5 separate regions of the Homo sapiens genome follow, and all the other regions are linked to region 1. Evidence: chromatin loops called from intact Hi-C (ENCODE). Cell type or tissue: heart left ventricle. All regions are shown on one strand. Region 1 overlaps RUSC2 (RUN and SH3 domain containing 2). Region 2 has its middle 4.2 kb from the start of SPATA31F3. Region 3 overlaps UNC13B (unc-13 homolog B). Region 4 overlaps UNC13B (unc-13 homolog B). Region 5 overlaps UNC13B (unc-13 homolog B).

Region 1 (4,000 bases):
CGCCTGTAGTCCCATCTACCCGGGAGGCTGAGGCACAATAATCGCTTGAACCTGGAAGGCGGAAGTTGCAGTAAGCTGAGATCACGCCACTGCACTCCAGCATGGGTGACAAAGTGAGACTCTGTCTCAGAAAAAAGTAAATTAAAAAATAAAAATAAAAAAGGCAGCTGAGACGGCTCTTTGAGATACTGAGCAGCAGAATCAAGATTTAAAGGGATCTTACTGAATCTTGAAAGAACAAAACTAATAAAGCAGAGACCAATGTGAAGTTTGATATGTAACCTGCACTTGAGTTGATTTGGGATATTTGATTGCAAACTCAGATTGAGTCAGCAGTTGGTAGAGCTTCCAAAAAGTTAAGATGACTGGATTCATTCATAGACTCCAGAAAGAAAGAGTGGATAGTCTCTCACTCCTCCGAACCAGTGAGTGCTCAGTGGTATTCCATTGAGTTCTGGGTACCACATCTTAAGAAGGAACTGAGGAACTGGGGGACTGGGGCTATTTAACCTAGAGAAAAACTGACTCGGGTGAATACGGTCTCTGTCTCTGGTTTTCTTAATGAATGTCACATAGAAAAGTGAGAAAACTTATTCTGTGTATTCCCTGAGGGTAGAACTAAGACCCATTCCCCACAGGGGCCCCCTTCTTACCTGATCTTATTCCTCTGCCTCAGTCTGTATCCTGGGAACTTAGCAGAGAGGAGTTTTAAAAGGGTAGGAATAAGCAGTCTAATTCAGACATACTTTGTATAGGGGGTATAATAATGCTGTGGTTGGGATGACCTAATCCGATAGCCAGAGTCAGCTCAGCCTTGAAAACTGATACTTAAATAGGCGGAAAGGAAGGACACATTCCTGATGGGAAAAGCAGTGGGCTTCATGACAGGGATGGACTGGGAAGAGTAGGGTCAGTGGGGGCAGGTGTGGAAGTCTGAAGGGAGAGCAGCCTAGCTCGTAGCAGGTGTGGGCAACTAGCTCACTGAGAAGATTAGACTTTATTCTGGGAGATAAAATTTGTATCTCAGAAGCTAGTTGGTGTATGTAAGAAGCTTCTGGTTGTAGTGAGACTGGCTTGAATCAAGAGTGACCGTGGAGATTCCCTCATTTAACAGATGGTTTTTCACTCCATACTGTGTGCCAGCCTCTGTTCCAGGCATTATGGATCCAGCAGTGAACAATATAAAATCCCCACTTTTCTGGAGCTCTTAGGAGCAGTAATGGACAATAAACACATTAAAAGGACAACTTTTAATTGCTGGAAAGTTCAACAATGCTGAAAAGAAAATGAAACAGGGTAATGGGATAGAGAGCAACTTGCCAGAGGGGCTGACGTAGTCAGAGAAGGTCTTATTGAGGGGGTGATATTTGAGCTGATGCCTGAATGGTGAGAAGATTCAGACAGAAAGAAAAGCAGGTGCAAAAGGCCCGGAGATGTTCATGCATCTGGTGTGTTTAAGGACGGGGAAGTGTGGCTGGAGCACAGTGGGCCAGGGAGAATGCAGAGTCTGTGTAAGCAGTGACTGGGTATAGCAGGAGGGTGGAGCTTGAAAGTGTCCCCTGGGAGTGATTCAGAAGCACCTCCCTAATGGGATTGTGGTCCCCATCCCCTCTGACTCTTTGATGTAAATAAGATGAGGGATAGGAAAACCTGGCCTGATACAATTTCACATGTAGTACAATGTGGTAAAAAGAACAGTGGCTCTGAAATCAGACTCTGGGTTAGGCAGAATTCTAGCTCTGCCACTTCCTAGTTGTTTGACCTTGAGCAAGTGCTTTAATCTGTCTACATTTCACATTTCCTAATATGTCAAGTAAGAGAACTAATTCCCGCCTCGCAGAGCTACTGAGCCCCACTGCTGGTGAGCTTTCACCAGGGCTTTAGGCCGGGTGCGTGCTTATAGCGCCATCTTACGTTTATTCGGAGATCTACAGTGTTTTGTTGGAAGTGCAGTCCATCCACTGTCCCACTCCAGTGTCCTGGAGTTTTGTGTTTAGTTCTGAGCACCACGTTTTGAAGGACATTGACCTGAAGACTGCCTGAAAGAACAGGAGAGGCCCAGCCTTGGGGAACATACCTCCGTTCAGGGGGAGCAAATGTGGACTCTGAGGTTCCAATGCCAGGATCGTGAAAAGAGTGGGAGTGGGGGTAGATACAGATAACAGGTAGGCTGCAAGTAAAGAAATATCTTACTATGGTTCGATATGCTCAGGAATGAAATGTGCTGGCATGATTGGAGATGGGATAATGAGCAAAAGCTTGAAGTCAGTAACATCTGAAACATTTTCATCACTGAAAATGTGTGTGACTGTGACTCCAAGACTTAGAAACAAAGAAAATGGTTCTGCCATTGATAGAAATGGAAGTCATCGGAAAAAAGGAGAAAGGTGATGGATAAGCGGTTATAGCACATTTTAAGTGAAAGCAGAACTATAAAGCAGAATGATCTGGAGATGAAGAGGAAGGTCCAGGCTAAAGCTGTGGGTTTGGGAGTCATCCCGTAGAAGTCTGAACTCAAAACTTCTCAAGAAATAAAGTGTAAGGTGAGATGCAAGAGTTGAGCCTTAAGATACACTCACCTTTGGAGTCAAGAAAATGAAGAGGGACTGAACAGCAGAGAGGTACAAGACAGTCCAGCACCATAAAAGCAATAGGAAGCGTTTTACAAAAGAGGGGAGCAGTGTCCCATTCCACGAACTTCTACCCCATTCAATTCCTGCCAGCCAGGTCCCTGCCCCTCTCCCCTCTCCCATCTCTGCTTCTGGGTTTTCTCTCATATGGGTTTCAGTGTCTGTCTACTGATTTCTTCTCCATCCCTTTGCTACAGGGGGTGGCACCGAGAGCCGACCAGTCCTTCGCTACAGCAAGGAACAGAGGCCAACCACACTGCCCATCCAGCCCTTCGTGTTCCAGCACCACTTCCCCAAGCAGCTGGCCAAGGCCCGGGCCCTCCACAGCCTTTCCCAGCTCTACAGCCTCTCAGGCTGCAGCCGTACACAGCAGCCTGCCCCACTGGCTGCCCCTGCTGCTCAAGTCTCAGTCCCAGCTCCCTCAGGGGAACCGCAGGCATCCACTCCCCGAGCCACTGGCAGAGGTGCCAGGAAAGCTGGGTCTGAGCCAGAGACCTCTCGGCCATCGCCCCTGGGCAGCTACTCCCCCATCCGGAGTGTTGGCCCCTTTGGGCCCAGCACTGACTCTTCTGCCTCCACTTCGTGCTCCCCTCCCCCAGAGCAGCCCACAGCCACAGAAAGCCTGCCCCCATGGAGCCACTCCTGTCCTTCTGCTGTCCGGCCTGCCACCTCCCAGCAGCCGCAGAAGGAGGATCAGAAGATACTGACCTTGACTGAGTACCGGCTCCATGGAACAGGAAGCTTGCCGCCTCTGGGCTCCTGGCGATCTGGCCTCAGCCGAGCAGAGAGCCTGGCCCGGGGAGGTGGTGAGGGCAGCATGGCCACCAGGCCCAGTAATGGTACGAGCTCCAGCATCTCCCTACCCAACCCGCCACCTCACGCAAGCACTTCCACCACCTCCCCTTTGAGTGGTTGCTTACACTCTCACCTGGGGCCAGAGGTTAGGATGTCTGCATCCCTCCCTCAGCATCTGTAGATAATATCCACAGATAATCTAGTGTTTCATATGGGCCCACTGGGTGGATGTGAAACTCTGTCTCGCTGTCTCCTGCCAACTCTTGTCTTTCTGCTAATCTGTTCTGCTTCCAGCCAACCACCTATCCCCTCAAGCCCTCAAGTGGCGGGAATACAGGAGGAAGAACCCACTAGGGCCACCTGGTTTGTCAGGGAGCCTAGACCGAAGATCACAAGAAGCTCGGCTGGCCCGAAGAAACCCTATCTTTGAGTTCCCTGGCTCCCTCAGTGCTGCCAGCCATCTGAACTGCCGGCTGAATGGTGTGTGAGCAGGGTCCCCAGTACACCCGGGGCAGGCTCTGCCATGGCTGGAAAGGGCTAGAGAAGGGGTCAGTCCCAAAGGAACGTGTCTCAGA
Region 2 (4,000 bases), 650 kb before region 1:
TTTCCGTTCCTGAGTTACTTTGCTTAAAATAATAGTCTCCAATCTCATCCAGGTCGCTGCAAATGCTGTTAATTCATTCCTTTTTATGGCTGAGTAGTATTCCATCATATATATATACCACAGTTTCTTTACCCACTCATTGACTGATGGGCATTTGGGTTGGTTCTACGTTTTTGCGATTGCAAATTGTGCTGCTATAAACATGCACGTGCAAGTATCTTTTTCGAATAATGGCTTCGTTTCCTCCAGGTAGATACCCAGTAGTGGGATTGCTGGATCAAATGGTAGTTCTACTTTTAGTTCTTTAAGGAATCTTCACACTGTTTTCCATAGTGGTTGTACTAGTTTTCATTCCCACCAGCAGTGTAGAGGCGTTCCCTTATTGCCACATCCATGCCAACATCTACTGTTTTTTTATTTTTTGATTATGGCCATTCTTGCAGGAGTAAGGCGGTATCACATTGCGGTTTTGATTTGCATCAGTGAACGTTTTTCTTAAATGTCCTTCTTATACCTACAAAAGGAAACTAGATCTTCATATTAAGGATAATTTAAGAAGAGTCCTACCTGAAAATGGGATGAATTTGAGCTATTTCATCATCTGCCCTGAACTTGCAAATTCCATAATACAGGAATGAGAAGACTTTTTCAAACAAAGAGCACTGAATGAAAGGTTAACAAAAATCAATTAAAAGGCAGCTTGAGTCAGCTTTTTAGTAGCAGGTCATCAACATACCTGCAAAGTAGCCTGTATCCTTCATTACTTTTATTACTCCTACTTAACCAGCTGTTGCCACCCTCTATGCAGCTGTAACAGTTTTGTCACCCATTAGCCTGACGTCTTGCACCCAGCAGAATCACCACATCTGCAAGTCCTGCACCTGCTTCTGCCAGTGCACTACTTACCTCACAGATAACCCACAGCCTCTGCCCTTCCACCAAGCCATTAAAACCATCTACTGAAAACTCCACTCCAGCAATTCGCCTGGCCCTTGCTCCTCTGCCTCAGAGCTGAGGAATTAGAGCCAAGGGCTGAGCCAAAAATGGTCTCATGCCTTTTTGTAGATTAGGCCTTTAGCATAGGTTTATTTACTGGTTTGGGGCTCATCGACAAGGGTGCTTGTGTGGACAGGACAGTGGGATCAGTGTCTTCCTGAACAAGGGCTCATTCATGTAATGATCACAGCTAAGCCTGGCATTTCTCACGATGTGGGCATGGATCATCACATTTGCCTTTCCTGCCTCGTGGTTGAGAGCGAACAGCAAACGAGGGAGATGAACTACACGAAAAGCCTCTGTGGACGCTGGAGGGCTGCACAACTATCAAGGATTATTCTTCATTTGTTTCTAGAAAACTTGCTTTAAGCCAGACCCTGCTTTCATTATAATGCTGCAGAGCCACAATGATTGCAATAGAATTTCTTCAAGGAACTGTTCATGGCTACCAATTCATACGTACCCATGAGTCCTATCGCCTTGTAAAGAAACATGTGACTGACATGCCACTGGTGTGAGACTTGTCCCTCCACACAAGCCTTACGAAAGAGCTTCGCTGTGTCTCATACTCAGAAAATACTAGTGAACATCTCAAATATACCAAGGTGCCGGGGACAGAGGTGCATAGTTGCTGCAACTCAGTGGCAACACTTTTATAGATGAGCACGTTCATTAATGCCCAAGAGCTAGAATTTCCAGGGAGTTGGGCAGGAAGCCCCAGAGTAGTGTCAGGCAGCAAAACCACCAGAGCTCACACAGCGGATTACTACCCAATGCAGGATTGTGGGGAGTAACAGTAGATGGCAGCCAGAGACACTAGAGGGCAGCACATGCCCACCCAATATGCCTAGTCCTGTGACATCTCTACCCTGACAGGAGCTTTCAAAGGTTATCTTCTCCAGTGGGCTCTCAATCCCAGCCTTATATCAGAATCACTCGGGAGCTTGTTAAAAATATAGATTTTCTGGTTTCACTCCAGACTAATGAATCGGAATCTCTAGATGCAGAGTCCAGCAACCTCTATATTAAATAAGTATCAAAAATAACCCTCAAGCAAGAAGGCACTCAGCTATGGGTTTGTATTTGAGACTCTGATGAAACTATGTCTCTCCCCTCACACTCAAAATTTGATTGAATTTCAGAGGCATTGACTCCACTTATGGACACCGTGGGGAACTCAGGAAGCCTGGTTAAGAAATTTGAATACAATTTATGCCAAGCGAAACACCATCACTCTGAGGTGGAAGCCTCAGCAAGGCCAGGGTCCTTCATGTTTTAAAAAGTCATAGGAACTTTGGGAAAAAAGAGAGACCAATGACCAATATTGAGAATGAGAGAGGTGACTCACCAAAATTCCAAAGACATTTAAAGGACAATCAATTAATGTGAAGGCCAAGCACAGTGGCTCATGCCTGTAATCCCAGCACTTTGGGAGGCTGAGGTGGGTGGATCACTTGAGCTCAAGAGTTCAAGACCAGCCTGGGCAACATGGCAAAACTCCATCTCTACAAAAACTACAAAAGTTAGCCGGACATGGTGGTGTGCACCTGTAGTCTCAGCTACTCAGGAGGCTGAGGTGGGAGGATTGCTTGAGCCTGGGAGGTGGAGGTTGCAGTGAGCTGAGATATCACCACTGCACTCCAGCCTAGGTGACAGAGTAAGACCATGTCTCAATAACAATAATAATGTGAAAATTTTAATGTCTATAAATGGGCAACTTAGATGAAATGGACTGCTATGGTTTGAATGTGTTCCTTCCAAACTTTATGTGTTGGGAACTTAATCCCCAATGTAACAGTTTTGGGAGGTGGGGCCTTTTGGGAGGTGTTTTAGATCATGAGAACAGAGTGGATTAATGCCACTATAAAAACGGTTTGCAGGAGTGGGTTCTCTCTCTTCTGCTTTTCTGCCCTTCTTCCATGTGAGGACACAGCAAGGAAGCCCTCATCAAATGCTGGTACCTTCCCAGCCTCCAGAACTGTGAGAGAATAAATTCTCTCTTTATAAATTACCACTCTGTGGTATTCTGTAATAACAGCACCAAATGGACTAAGACTGGACAAATTATTTGAAAGACACAAACTATCAAAACTTAAGAAGAAATAGATAACCTGAATGGCCTTATATCCATTTAAAGAAATTGCATTTGTAGTTTAAATCTTGTCTCAAAAAAATTCTTGTCAAGAAAACTCTTATTTTTTTATGACCATATTTCTTCACTAGTGAATTCTAACAAATATTTGAGTATGAAATAATACCAATTCTACATAAATTCTTTCAAAAATTTAAAGAGAAGAGAATACTTCTCAATTCATTGTTTGAAGCCAGGATTGCCTTGATACCAAATCCAAAGACATTACAAGAATAGAAAACTAGAGACCAACATTCTTCATGAACATGAATGCAAAAGTTCTTAACATTTTAGCAAATCAAATTCAGCAACATATAATTGGTAGGAAATACAGAGGGCAAACAAACATGATAGACCACAGGGATGCAATCAGCAGAATCAGGACTATGGACAAAGGATCTAGTTTCTTCCACAAAAAAATTATAAGGAGAAAAGTTAAAGCAATGGAGCAGAATCTATGTATTAAAAGAGCATTAAGAGACATTTCAACTACTTGAAGTTTGTGGGCTGTATTTGTATTCTGATTCCAACAAACAAATTATAGAAAATAAAAATAGGGGGTCGGGCGTGGTGACTGGCCAGGGGTGGTGGCTCATGCCTGTAATCCCAGCACTTTGGGAGGCCGAGGCAGGTAGATCATCTGATGTCAGGAGTTCCAGAAAATAAAAATAAATTTATAAGCCAATCAAGGGAATGTAAGCACTGATTGGGTATTTGATGATATGAAGAAACTATTTTGAACTTTCTAGGTTTAGTAATGGTAGCTCTGTCACTGTAAAAGCTTGTATATGTTGAGATGCATACTAAAATATTTAATGGTATAAATTTCTGATATCTGGAATTTACTTCAAAACGAGGAGGTAACTAGTGTGG
Region 3 (4,000 bases), 280 kb before region 1:
TGAGTACGAATCATTCTTTTAAATTAGTAAAACGGCATAACCCAACATATTGTTTAAAAATTTTCTTGAAGAATGAATCAGTTCAGAACAGTTGGATGTGAGTCATATCATGAATAACAAGTGACCAAACATTCAGAAGCATTGTCAGTAATATACTGCTTAGTTGCTGGGTTGTGACAAATTATTTGACCACCACAAACTTCAGAAGAATTTCTTTTACCAGCATATCCAAAAGAGGCATGTTTAATAAAATTACTTACCTTTCCTCATTTTCAACTCTTACTGTCAAATGTCCTGGTCCTAGTGTCCATTGCGTTGATATTTGTTGATTCTTAGATGGCAAGCAGTAGGTTTTCAATGCTTTCCACTAGTTTTCAGCCATTAGACCTGATATTCATATTCCTAGTGTGCACCATATTCAAATACTCCTCTTATAGCCTCTTATTATTCTTGGTCTCCATCTAAAACTGTTCACTGCCACTCTATTACCTGTCTTATTTCTAATATTCTACCTGTTAGGGGAGGCAGAGAAATGGGTCATTCTGTATATGTAACTAGGTATTCCCCACTTGGACGATTAGGTTCCTGCCTGCTCTACAAGTGATGATGGTATAATCCCCAACTAAAATCAACCACAAAAAAAACGCTAGGCAGGTACTGCCAGTGCTTCTCTTAGTCTCATTTTCACACCTACCAGAAACAAGACTAGCTTTAGGCCTGTGGGCTGTGTTGGCCGCCTCTCAATGGAGGCTAGGACTTGCTTTCGTAGTTGGGTCTTATAGACTTTAAGTAGAACAGGAAATGTTGTCCACTCGTTTTTGGTCCAGGATACCTTTCTTTTATTCTGGACCCACCACAGCCAGAGGGAGCTGACCCAAGTGGCAATTACTGTGTCAAAGCTTGATCATGTAGAGTATGGGACTATCACTCCACCATTTCATGCCAGAGAACACCATCTTGAGAGGATCTAGTGCTTCCTGACCATCAGACCTAACTACCTCGCACAGCTCCAAGTAAAAAAGAAGCCTGGTTAGAAATCTGGATCTGTATTACTTATTTTCCGTATGACAGTAGCCACCATACTGATAACCCCTGCCTATCAGGAGATATATCTCTTAGAGAGCTTTGTGGCCTCGCACTCTCAACTAGTACTAGCATTCTTTTCTTTTCTTTTTTTGTAGAAATGGGGGTCTCACTATGTTGCCCAGGCTGGTCTCAAACTCCTGGCCTCAAGCTATCCTCTGCCTTAGCCTCCCAAACTGCTGTGATTACAGGTGTGAGCCACCACACCCAGTCAAGAATTTGCATGTCTTACAGATTCAAGAGCATATAGTAGATTAATCCATGTTCCTAATAATGCCTTAAAGAGAACCAGAATCTCTCACCATAATTGAATTTTGAAGGGACAGAACTCAGAAAATCTGTCCTCTGTATCCCCTTATAATGACATGTTCTTATTCTGTGGCAGGCCCTTTGAAGACATTAGGATGGCCTGCTAGGACTTCTGACAGCCTTCATAAAGAATGCCCCACAATGAAATTTGGGGGACAAATGCCAAAGATAATCCTGGGAGACCTGAGAGATTATTGAACTCTCTCCTGATGCCCAGGTTCCTCTGGGACATTGCTACCTTGGGTTTAATTATAAATGTATCCACTTCTTGAAGCCATAATATAATATGTATGCTGTTCACTTAAATTCAGGGCCCTGTGAGTGGGCTATTTAGTCCCTACACCAGCTGGCCTTTGGCTGCATCCAAATTGCAGTGCTCCCCCATAAAAGAGATGTCCAGCTCCATAACTTTCCCAATCATTTTTTGTCATACTGTGAAATCATACTTCAATAGATATCATGGGTTTGGAGCTTTTTGTTCAGTGTCCTCTAGGTTAAAATTCTGCACTCTCAAAGTCATTTGTGATTTAAAGTTGTAGAATGTATTGGTTTTCTTGTTAGTTTTGAATTCTTTTTTTTTCTTTTCTTTACCTTGGCTGGATAAAGTTATGAATTCTTGATGGCCACTTTGCATGGTATTGTGAAGAGCAGCTCAGAGTCTTTTTTTCTCCCAAGTCTCCCAACCAGTTATCTTTTTCTGCATCACTTGTTTCTAGGAAATGGGTAAACTAGAGTTAAAACTTTGGTCAGCTTGACTCAAATGTCTGTGTTCTTTCCGCTATACCACCACCCTGTGGTGGCAAAAATCTCATGGGATATAATTTGCCATTCAGAAATATGTGCTTTTCTTACGTGGCTACTGCCCTTTGTTTTAATTAAAATTAATTCATTTATTGAATAGGTAATATACTTTGTATAGGAGTTTTAAAATATTAAAGGGAGTATAGTAAAAAGTCTCCCTCCTGTTCCTATTCCCCAGCCACTTGGGTCTTCTCCCCAGAGGTAATCATCGTTAGCATTTTCTTGTGAATCATTCAAGAGGTTTTACTGCTGTTCGAATATACAGGTATATACATTAGAGAGATCTTTTGATTATTCTTTCCATCCTTTGAATTGGTTTTATTTACTCATTCATTTATTCTGAGATGGAGTCTCGCTTTGTTGCCCAGGTTGGAGCGTAGTGGTGTGATCTCGGCTCACTGTGACCTCCGCCTCCTGGGTTTAAGTGATTCCCCTTCCTCAACCTCCTGAGTAGCTGGGATTACAGGCGCCTGCAACCACACCTGGCTAATTTTTGTAGTTTTAATAGAGACAGCGTTTCACAATGTTGACTAGGCTGGTCTTGAACTCCTGACATCAAATGATCTGCCTGCCTCAGCCTCCCAAAATGCTGGGATTACAGTGAGCCACTGTGCCCGGCCTGAATTGGTTTTAGAGTACCAAATACTACAATAAAATGTCCACAGCTAACTTATAGTTGAGATTTGAATACTTCTTGATCAGTGTCTTTTTTGGGTTCTCACTCTGTTCTAAGGATTTATTTAAAAGCCACAGGGGCTAGGTGCAATGGCTTGTGCCTGTAATCCCAGCACTTTGGGAGGCTGAAGTGGGCAGGTTGTTTGAGCTCAGGAGTTCGAGACCAGCCTGAGCAACATGATGAAACCCGATCTCTACAAAAAATACAAAAATTAGCCTGGTGTGGTGGTGTGTGCCTGTAGTCCCAGCTACATGGGAGGCTGAAGCGGGAGGATCACTTCAGCCCAGGAAGTTGAGACTGCAATGAGCCAAGATTATGCCACTGCACTCCAGCCTGGGTGACAGAGTGAGAGCCTGTCTCAAAAAAAAAAAAAAAAAAAGGCATAGGGAATAGATGGTTTATTTTATTTTCCCTGTTGCTTTCCATAGCAAAGATCTGTTTCCCAAAATCCTGGCCTTGAGTACAATAGAAATGTTTCCTCTGTCTGCACTCACCCTCCTAGAATGACTTTCACACATTTATTCCTGGGTCAAGAACTTCTGCAGTTTATGTCCATAGAATATGTTAGTTTCCTCACTAATTTTGAATTCGTTGTGGTCACTTTTTGTGGTGTTGTGAAGAGTTATTTTTTTCCTCTTCCAACATACTGAGTCCCTTTCTTATTTTAAACTTTGTAAAAAATAGAAATACGTAACATGGGTACTATAAAAGTCTTCAAATGATTCAGAAATGTGTAATATAGAAAGTGAAAGTACTCTTCAATTTCCCCCTCTATTCCACTCCGGGATAACTAGTCTTCACAGTTTCGTGTATATTCCCCCAACATTTTAATTTTTATTTTTAAAAAATGAGTCAAAAATTTAATTATGCGGTGTCTTTCAATGATAATTGTTTTCCCTCCCACAAAGGCCAAATTGTTCTTTTTGTCTGAATTACAAAAGAATAAATGTAAAATACAAAAGTTTTAGAGCATAATAATGAAACTAATACCCATTAGCCTACCACTCATCATTATCCTTTAGTATAGTTTAGTAATGTACTCAGAAGTTTTTCTTAGATTTATCATGCTCCCTGAGTGACAGTGTTTTCCTTCATATGGGACTGGTGAATTGCAAGTGTAGGGACATAGTC
Region 4 (4,000 bases), 170 kb before region 1:
CTGTGATGGATTCATATTACTTGAGTTGATATGAGACTGATGTCTAAGCAATGATGCCAGTGTGCACTTGAACCTGTTCCTTTTCTAGTGTCCAGACTGTTTTCCCTATCCAGGGTGTGCCCTTCCTGGGTTAAGGTACCTGAGAAGTTGAGTCATTACTCAGAATGTCACCTGACATTAATTCAGTATAAACTAGATAAAATAATTCTGACCCAACACAAAAATTACCATTTTGGGCATAAAGTTACTGATATCACCCCAATTCACTGAGTCTATGAAATCTGACTTTTTTGTACTAATGAATTTTTTGTTGTTGATAGAGCCTTTCTGTAGATGTGTAACTTATTAAGCCAGTCAAATATTTGTTCCATTTTGCCTCATCTCATTATGTATTGACTTAATCAACATCTACTCATATAATCAATATATGAGTTCTAGGAGTGGGATGCCAACATCCTGCAGGCATATGATTCCACGTTTAATTATACTTTTTCTATGAAAATCAGCTATTAAAATAGTATATGTTAGATATTTTAACATTTAAAAAGTATACACTATGGGAAATGTGTGTGGAATGTGGTTTAAAGAGAGACCCCTTCCTGCCTGTCCTGTTATCTTTCATATGCATCAGATTCTCCCTCCTATCATCACTGCTAGGCTGTGGCTGTATAACTGTTATGCACTACCCCGAGATAAGTCAGGAGACCTCAGACTCAAGAGAGAATGTGTTTGGAGTTTCTTCTTATCTAACTAAGATAAGTTACAGTCCCAAAGGTATAGAGATGCACTGGTCATGCCCTATTGACTCTCATATAGAAGGAGCCATTTCTCCCCCCAGGGACTTGGCTTTTTCCTTGTCAGTGTGAGATTTCCCAGATTGGGACAGAGCTGCAAAGAGATAGAACAGGGACTTTCTATCTCATTTTTTCCGTTACACTGTTTGTTGTTCTTCCCATGGGCAGGGATGTGTCTCCAACCCAATGCCTCCCGACTCTTTCTACTCATCCAGGGGTGGTTCTGTTTCTGTTATAGTTTAGGGGACTCAGACACAGGTTCTCTTTTTCTTCCCCTTTATTTGTTTCTCACCCTCAGAAAGAGAGATTTGTAAAACTGCTGGACCAGCTACACAACTCACTGAGGATCGACCTCTCTACATACAGGGTGAGTGAAGACACGGCTGTGGGCAGGATAATAGATATCAAGCACGGTCCCAGAGAGACTGTAGGCCAATCTTGGCTATAAAGATTGAGGCCAGGGAAAACTGGTCTGTGTCATCACATCCACCCAAATGGCCAATGCTACTGACACCTGTGGTTCTTTTAACTCCAGGGACCATGTGGTGTATAAATAGCAGCAGGTATGGTTAGTTTTTATAGACAGTTGTCTTTCCAACCTCATTCTTAACACTCTACTAAACTCTCTGGTGACATTCTCATTAGGGAGTTTCCTGAGGATAATCTCTTCCAGGAGTATCCTTTTAAAAAATTAGATACCTAATTACATTTCTTTTTTGCATTTTTCCATACTCTCCTCGTTTTCCAGCGGAGGTGTGAGAATCTGGCTAGGGGACAGAGAGTAGCTTGGCTTTTGCAAGTAATCTGTATCAGAGAGCATGTCCATTCCTAGTATAAAGGGAGGAAATAGGTATAGTAGGAGGATGGTTACTGGGACGGGACAGGATAAGGAAATGGGCAGTTTCTTAGTTCCTCCTATGTTAGATCTTAGAAATGGCTTCATTACTTGCTTTAAAGTGTGTGAATTTTCAGAACAGGCAATATATGCACATTAAAAAGTAAGTATAAAAACAACCTTAAAGTCAAAAAGAAATGAGGTTTTAATTGTCTGCACTCAAGTGCCCTCCATTTGCACAAATAATGGACAGCTGACTGTATATCTTATATTTGGCATATAAGTAGCCATTTGAAGGTTTAAAAACTGACCATTAATGTGAAGACAGGCTCAGCATCTCCCTTCAGCTCTTCATAGCAGCTCCCTCCTAAGACTCGTGCCAAAGTGAATGAAGTAAGGATGGCTGGAAATTCCTAAGGAACTCACTCCAAAAGCAGTTCTGCTCAGAGATCTGCCATCTGCTGGCTGCAGAACAGTAGAAGAGCTGGGTTCTATTGTACAAAAAGTACAGGTCCTGGACCTCAGTTTGGTCTGTAGTGTGGCTCCACTTATATTCCAGGATATACAGTTAGATTGTAATTTTCGAAGAACTCACTGTTGGTGTGTAAGAATCTTCATCCAAGAAAAAAGCATGTGTGTAAGTTTGTGTGTGCCTGTGTGTTCCTTTGTACAAGTGCTTATACATTGCATGGGAAGTAGGGCTGGAGGAGGATGTGTCACTTTCTAGGGTGGGGAGTATTAACCCCTGCTTTTGGCAAGAGCCTGTTTGCATCAATAGAAAAAAGAGAAGGAGACCTGTAACTTTACAGTGTTTTTGGCCAGCTCAACTAGAGAAAAACCCAGTAGGTAACAATTAGGGAAGCTTTTGATATCATCACTTTTGGCAGGGAAGGTTTTCATAGTCCTCTGTTCCTTTCTTACATTTGCTTGATTTGCAACAGAATAATTTCCCTGCTGGGAGTCCTGAACGGCTTCAGGACTTAAAATCCACAGTGGATTTGCTGACCAGCATTACTTTCTTCAGAATGAAGGTAAGAAATGGACTGGGGCTTGGGTGGTGCTGGGCTGGAGACCTGGCTACAGGAACGTGAAGAATGAGAATCATTGGGCAGAGTCTGAGGCTACAGGATTCATCACCTCTAAGCTTACATTTCTGTGTACCTGTTCCCTGGGTTACTTCTGAGAGAGCACATAGACTATGGATCCATGAGGATGGGGTGGAAGTTTTCCCTGTCAACTATCCTGGCAATTTCATCACAGGGAAAAGTCTAGGGACCCAGACAGGGATGAAAGAATCTAGAGTAGGTTTGGGGTAGTGCTAGGAGAATATCCCACCCAGGTGAGCAGGTCCTTGGGCCCATATTTCTTCTTTTAATTGGCAGGTACAAGAACTGCAAAGCCCTCCAAGAGCCAGCCAGGTGGTAAAGGATTGTGTGAAGGCCTGTTTGAACTCCACATATGAATATATCTTCAACAACTGCCACGACTTATACAGCCGCCAGTACCAGCTGGTAAGAGGTTCAGGATCAGGTGGGGCCAGCTGTCAGTGGCTCTTTGGAGCCTCAGTTTTCCTTCATGATGGTGGTGGAAAAGCACTCAGGACAAAGTACTTGATGTTCTCAAGGGTGAGTGAGTTGTGGAGTATGAACCATGTGGACCATGTGAGATATGTGGATGGAAAGAGACCCCTGGGCAAGATGAGACATACCTGAATTGAACAGAAATGGCAACAATAATGATGTTGAAGAAAGTAAACCTAAATTCATGCACAGTTCAGGGGTTGAGTAGGGGAATTCTCAGTCCATCCCAGAGTCTTTTTTTCTCCCTCAAGTTTAACTTTATTCTGACTCTTGCAGACTCTTGTAAGTTCTGGGCTTCCTTCCTCTGAGATCTGAAGTGGTCTCTGAGCTGCTGGCTCCTGGAAGCTTTACTTTTCCCTCTAATTACTTCTCTCTGAAATGTGTGGTTCTTCTGGGTTGTATTCATCCACTGGCTATCAAGACTGACCCTATCCTTCTGTGAGGCTGAGCTACTTCACCTGTTTTAGCCTGGCACCCTAAGTCAGTACCTGGTGACTTAGTACATTTTCCCAGATCCTTCTAATAGTGTCCCCGATCCATGCTCCCAACTTATTTGAAAGCCAGAACTTACTTCTAGCTCCAATTACTCAATTACAGTTCCAATCTTAGGAGTTTCTTGCTGACCATACATTTGCAGAGTGGATTCCCTTCAGTCCAACAAATATTGAATGTTTGTTCTAGGCCAGGTCTGAGGAGAGCACAGTGCTCCTTCAGTAAGTTTGCAGTCTCATAAACATATATATAACTCTAATCAAAAGAGTCTGTTTGAAGGGCCTTGAAAAAGGGATAAG
Region 5 (4,000 bases), 250 kb before region 1:
ATGATAATCATTATTGTTCCCCTACAGAGAAAAACCAGCAAAGTGAAAAGCATCACCCCTCCTCTGAGAACATTGTACTTCACTGTGCTCCAAGTGCTCAGCTAGGTTTTTTGGAGAAATCTATGGCTAAGAGGCAAATGCCAAACCATGTTCTTGAGGCAAAACTACATGAAAATTCAAACAAGTTAAATTCACCTGTACTAAATACCAACATTCTCAATAAATCAAACAACTATCAGGCTTTTGAAGAGATGAACAGTCCTTTCTGTTTTGAATGGGACTCTGACATAAAAGATTTGTCTAAAAATTCCAGAAAACTTCAGCCAGTTTATTATATGTTAAATCAAAATAGATTTCTATCAGCCGATGCTTGCTTGTGGCTTGACTCAGAAAACTCAGTGATAAATTTTTGCCAAAAAGATCAAAATGCAAACATCTTGGAGTGGAGAACAAATCCAAACAGTGTCATTTGGTGTGACTTACCATATGAATCATTCAATCAGTTAGCATTTAATGAAGATTACTTATTAAGAGGTGATGTGTGGGCAGCTAACTCATTATATGGAAACTCTGGTCCTCTTCCAATTAATGAGGCTAATAATTCACTAGAAGAATTACCCATTGACTTAAGTTCTTCATCAGATCATGAAAAGACTACATGCCCCGTAGTTGATCAAGAATCATTAAGAATGGATGAAAACTTTGTTTTTTCAAGTTTTGGTTATGAGTACCAGGAATGGTTGTCATGTCTTGAACATGGAGTGTGGTGGCCATCAGAGGATGGGGATTATGGATATTATATGTTTCATGATGGTCAATATATCTATTCTCTTCTCACTGATTCTACTGGGCAGTATGCATATTTATTTATACCTGATTCTTATCAAGAGTATTTGGATTGTGATTTACAGACAAATGGTCTATCAAGTATTACGTTGGATGACAGCATTATTTCTGCCTGTAGTTTTAAAGTACTTGATAAGGAAGATGAAATATTTTGGTATGTTGAAGAGGAACCAATTGATGACCCTCTTGATTTATCTTTAGCTTTGCCAAGAAGTGAGGAACCATTGTATCTAAATTTAGAAACCTTTTCACAAGTACTTAAAGAGTCAAGTTGTGACCAAAGCGATCAGCCACTAGATTTTTCAGGCTATAATCGTCAAAAGTTTAAAGGAGACTTTAGATCTTTCAAAGAAAGGCCGTGTGGTTCTGAAGACGCTGAATGTACATTAGATCTCAGAAATCAGCCCCAAACTATTAGTAATCATGTCTCAAGCAGAGATCAAATTATAGAGAGAGATAAAAACCAGCCTCTAGCTGAAGATTCATCAGTTCACCTTTCCAGTTTCCATTGGCTTCAGTCTTCTGTTGAAGAAGTTACCACTTTGGTTCATCCTGAAAATATGACTAAAGGCTCACAACAAGCAGAAGAGACATCATTAGTGAACAAAGTGGCTTCAGTATTTTCTGTTTTGGGTGCCTCAGTTGGTAGTACTTTGAAGTTTGATAAGAGTGAATCCTTAGAGGCTTTGGCCATGCAGAAAGTGAATCAGCAGTCAGATTTAGCAGAGCTCACAAATGATGGCTTTCAGTCATTAATCATGAGTAAGCAATTAGAGGGTAACTCCCCAAATGTGGAAAAAAGTCTTCTTAAGGATTCAGAAAGACAGATAGTATCCAATGTTCAGCATCCAGAATTGATCAAAAATATAAGGCAAGAATTCTCTTTAAATAAAAACAACCATGTGAAAAAGCAAAGTTTGTTAAAATCTGGTTTCCAGGTAAGCCAAACAACTCCTCAGGCTAAATCAGGTGTAAAAGATGATGAAATCATTACAACAGACTCTATTTCAGTTTCTCCTGCACCTCAGCATAGTGGGGATGAGCGTGAGAATTATGAGCTTCCCCAGGGCCAGTCATCCAAAGAGTCTGATAAAACATTATTTAAAAGTTCATTGAAACTCTTCAGTCAAGAAGAATCGTCAGTTAGTATGACAGCAAATGAAAAACAGTCATCTGGATTTTTGAATCTTTTTAAGACTCAGGTGAATAAAGAAGGATCACCAAACTTAGAAAAGATTGGTGATACAAATGTCAAGATACCACCTCAAGAAAAGAAAGAATCTTCTGGTGTTTCAAATTTTTGGGGTACCCTTGGGGATTTCTTTAAAGCCAATGTATCTCCTATACAGACAACTGAAAATACGTCTGTTTCTTCAATGACTATTAAGGATGAGGTCAGGTCAAGTCCTACTCCTATGGAGCTAGCTAGCCAGGGTGCTGGGAACTTTCCTGCTGCACCAATTTCCTCTAAAGGGAAGGCTAGAGTTAGAAGACTGAACAAACAGACTACTATCGATGACAGTAGGTTAGAGGAATCAACTAGAGGGATCCAGGGTAATGATTTGACTGAAAAAGAGGTACCATTCAGAGACCATCTAATCCAGCAGTCACCTAATTCATCTTTTTCAACAAGTAGTCTCAAAGAGTCTTCCAGGGAGTCTTCAGTAGAAACTAGTGGTGTGACTACAGTGACAGAAGTTTCAAAAAGTAATGAAATATCCTTTGATACCCTGAGCAAGAGAAATTCAAATGAACAAGATCATTTTTCTGACAAAGACTGGAGTTTCTCTATGGCTGCAACATCTTCATCTCAACCAGAGTTATCAACCAAAAAGAGTATATTTTCTTTTCTCACTGGATCTGAAAAATCTGAGAACAGAGCCTCTGCTACTCTACCAAGAGCCAAATCTCAGGCAGAAGGGCTATTCACACTTCCTTCATTTTTTTCCACTGCTAGCTCAAGCATTAAGAAGGATGCCTCTCATAGTAGTTCTACTTTTAGTTTCTTCAGCTTGTCCTTTTTGGATCAAAAAAAGGAGACCTCTGGGGAAAAACAAAGCATTTCAACTGTTGTTCCAGTGACCTCCCAGCCCTGTAAGAAGACAAATGTTTTTGTAGAGAGTGGTAGCACAATGACCAGAGAAAGTTCCAGTGGTCATAGAGATAGCATAGCCCAAGAAGTAGTTCATGAACAGCAAATGGCACCTTGTATTTCCATTAACAACACCATTGAGGTTACCTCCCTTGCAGATGAGCTCAGTGTAGACAAGGACTGTCAGGAAAAACTGAGTTCCAATATTGTACCAGGGACATCAGTGGATTTCCAGATGAATGAATTGCAAAAAGACATTATTCCTCCTTCACCAGAATTTCAGGCACAGGCTGAAACATTCCTCACTGGCCCAGAGAACCTTGGGATAGCTCCCCATGAAGAAGAGGCTTTCAACCACAAAGCCTTCCCCAGTGACTCACTGTCCAACTCTTTTTCACATGCTAAACAGTTAATTGAAAAATTCAATGATTTAGACACTTGTACTAACTGCCACCAAAATGAGAAATTTACTACTGACCCAGTGAACTTGCCATTAGAAAAGGCCCCCGATGAGGTCTTACCACAGATCCTAGAGCCAGCCTCTTCCTCTCCAGAGCCAGGGTGTGCAGGGAACCTTCAGAACCAAGATGCAGATAAAGAGGAAGACAAATTTGCATTAGGCTCTTCAGTAGACATGCTTTCAGGGTTTGTGACCAAAGTGAAATCTTTCTCTGGGAGCTTAATTGAACCTCCCAAAACACTCTCTGGACTTTTCTCCTCTCCTAAATCTCCAAAGAAAAACTCCTTTTTCTCTCTTGCTTCTGATGTATCATCTCAGCCCCTCAAAGGTGAATTATTTGGAATTTTCAAAAGTCCCAAGCCAGAGCCATACAAACAAGAATCATCTCTCCCAGCTACTTCATGGCTTCAAAATGGTTGTTCCAGAGATGCTGTAGGATCAGTACCTCCAGAAAGGAGAGAAGCTGCCTTTACAGCACTAAGTTCAGAATCTACTCTCAGTGACTGTAGAATGACTGTGGTTAGTGCAAAGCCAGAATCAGATATCTTGACAGATGATCCTAAACTAACAACCAAAATGGAAGACAATAATACTCCTGAAAA

What was found. A loop is a pair of places that touch in the nucleus more often than their neighbours do. Peaks named below come from ENCODE experiments on the same cell type or tissue, not always from the same donor. Only the 100,000 strongest peaks of a DNase experiment are listed, where the experiment ranks them.
Region 2: it touches region 1 in a loop (2.6-fold over the local background); 9 of 110 quality-filtered maps call a loop at or near these places.
Region 3: a loop joins it to region 1, with 2.2 times the contacts of the local background. A loop is called at or near these places in 10 of 110 quality-filtered maps.
Region 4: it touches region 1 in a loop (2.5-fold over the local background); 2 of 110 quality-filtered maps call a loop at or near these places.
Region 5: a loop joins it to region 1, with 2.3 times the contacts of the local background. A loop is called at or near these places in 2 of 110 quality-filtered maps.

Annotation. Positions count from the first base shown.
Region 1 is chr9:35,552,233-35,556,232 of GRCh38, forward strand. It overlaps RUSC2 (RUN and SH3 domain containing 2), which reads left to right. Exons shown (of 12, transcript NM_014806.5): 3 at 2,828-3,469; 4 at 3,720-3,905. Among named protein-coding and RNA genes, the nearest start is that of CIMIP2B, 9.6 kb to the right of the region's middle. In heart left ventricle, a CTCF peak has its summit at 1,914; a DNase peak (open chromatin) is centred at 1,869; H3K27ac peaks cover 878 bases.
Region 2 is chr9:34,897,931-34,901,930 of GRCh38, forward strand. It overlaps a transcript of PHF24 not described here. Among named protein-coding and RNA genes, the nearest start is that of SPATA31F3, 4.2 kb to the left of the region's middle. In heart left ventricle, a CTCF peak has its summit at 1,814 (motif pointing right); a DNase peak (open chromatin) is centred at 1,801; H3K27me3 peaks cover 1,085 bases.
Region 3 is chr9:35,273,077-35,277,076 of GRCh38, forward strand. The region is part of intron 7 of UNC13B (unc-13 homolog B); the gene reads left to right. Among named protein-coding and RNA genes, the nearest start is that of UNC13B, 110 kb to the left of the region's middle. In heart left ventricle, no CTCF peak of the experiment used is centred here; no DNase peak of the experiment used is centred here; H3K4me3 peaks cover 924 bases; H3K27ac peaks cover 1,177 bases.
Region 4 is chr9:35,383,154-35,387,153 of GRCh38, forward strand. UNC13B (unc-13 homolog B) reads left to right here. Exons shown (of 40, transcript NM_001371189.2): 22 at 1,093-1,161; 23 at 2,571-2,660; 24 at 3,012-3,140. Among named protein-coding and RNA genes, the nearest start is that of RUSC2, 100 kb to the right of the region's middle. In heart left ventricle, a CTCF peak has its summit at 2,102 (motif pointing left); no DNase peak of the experiment used is centred here.
Region 5 is chr9:35,303,201-35,307,200 of GRCh38, forward strand. UNC13B (unc-13 homolog B) reads left to right here. Exons shown (of 40, transcript NM_001371189.2): 9 at 1-4,000. Among named protein-coding and RNA genes, the nearest start is that of UNC13B, 140 kb to the left of the region's middle. In heart left ventricle, no CTCF peak of the experiment used is centred here; no DNase peak of the experiment used is centred here.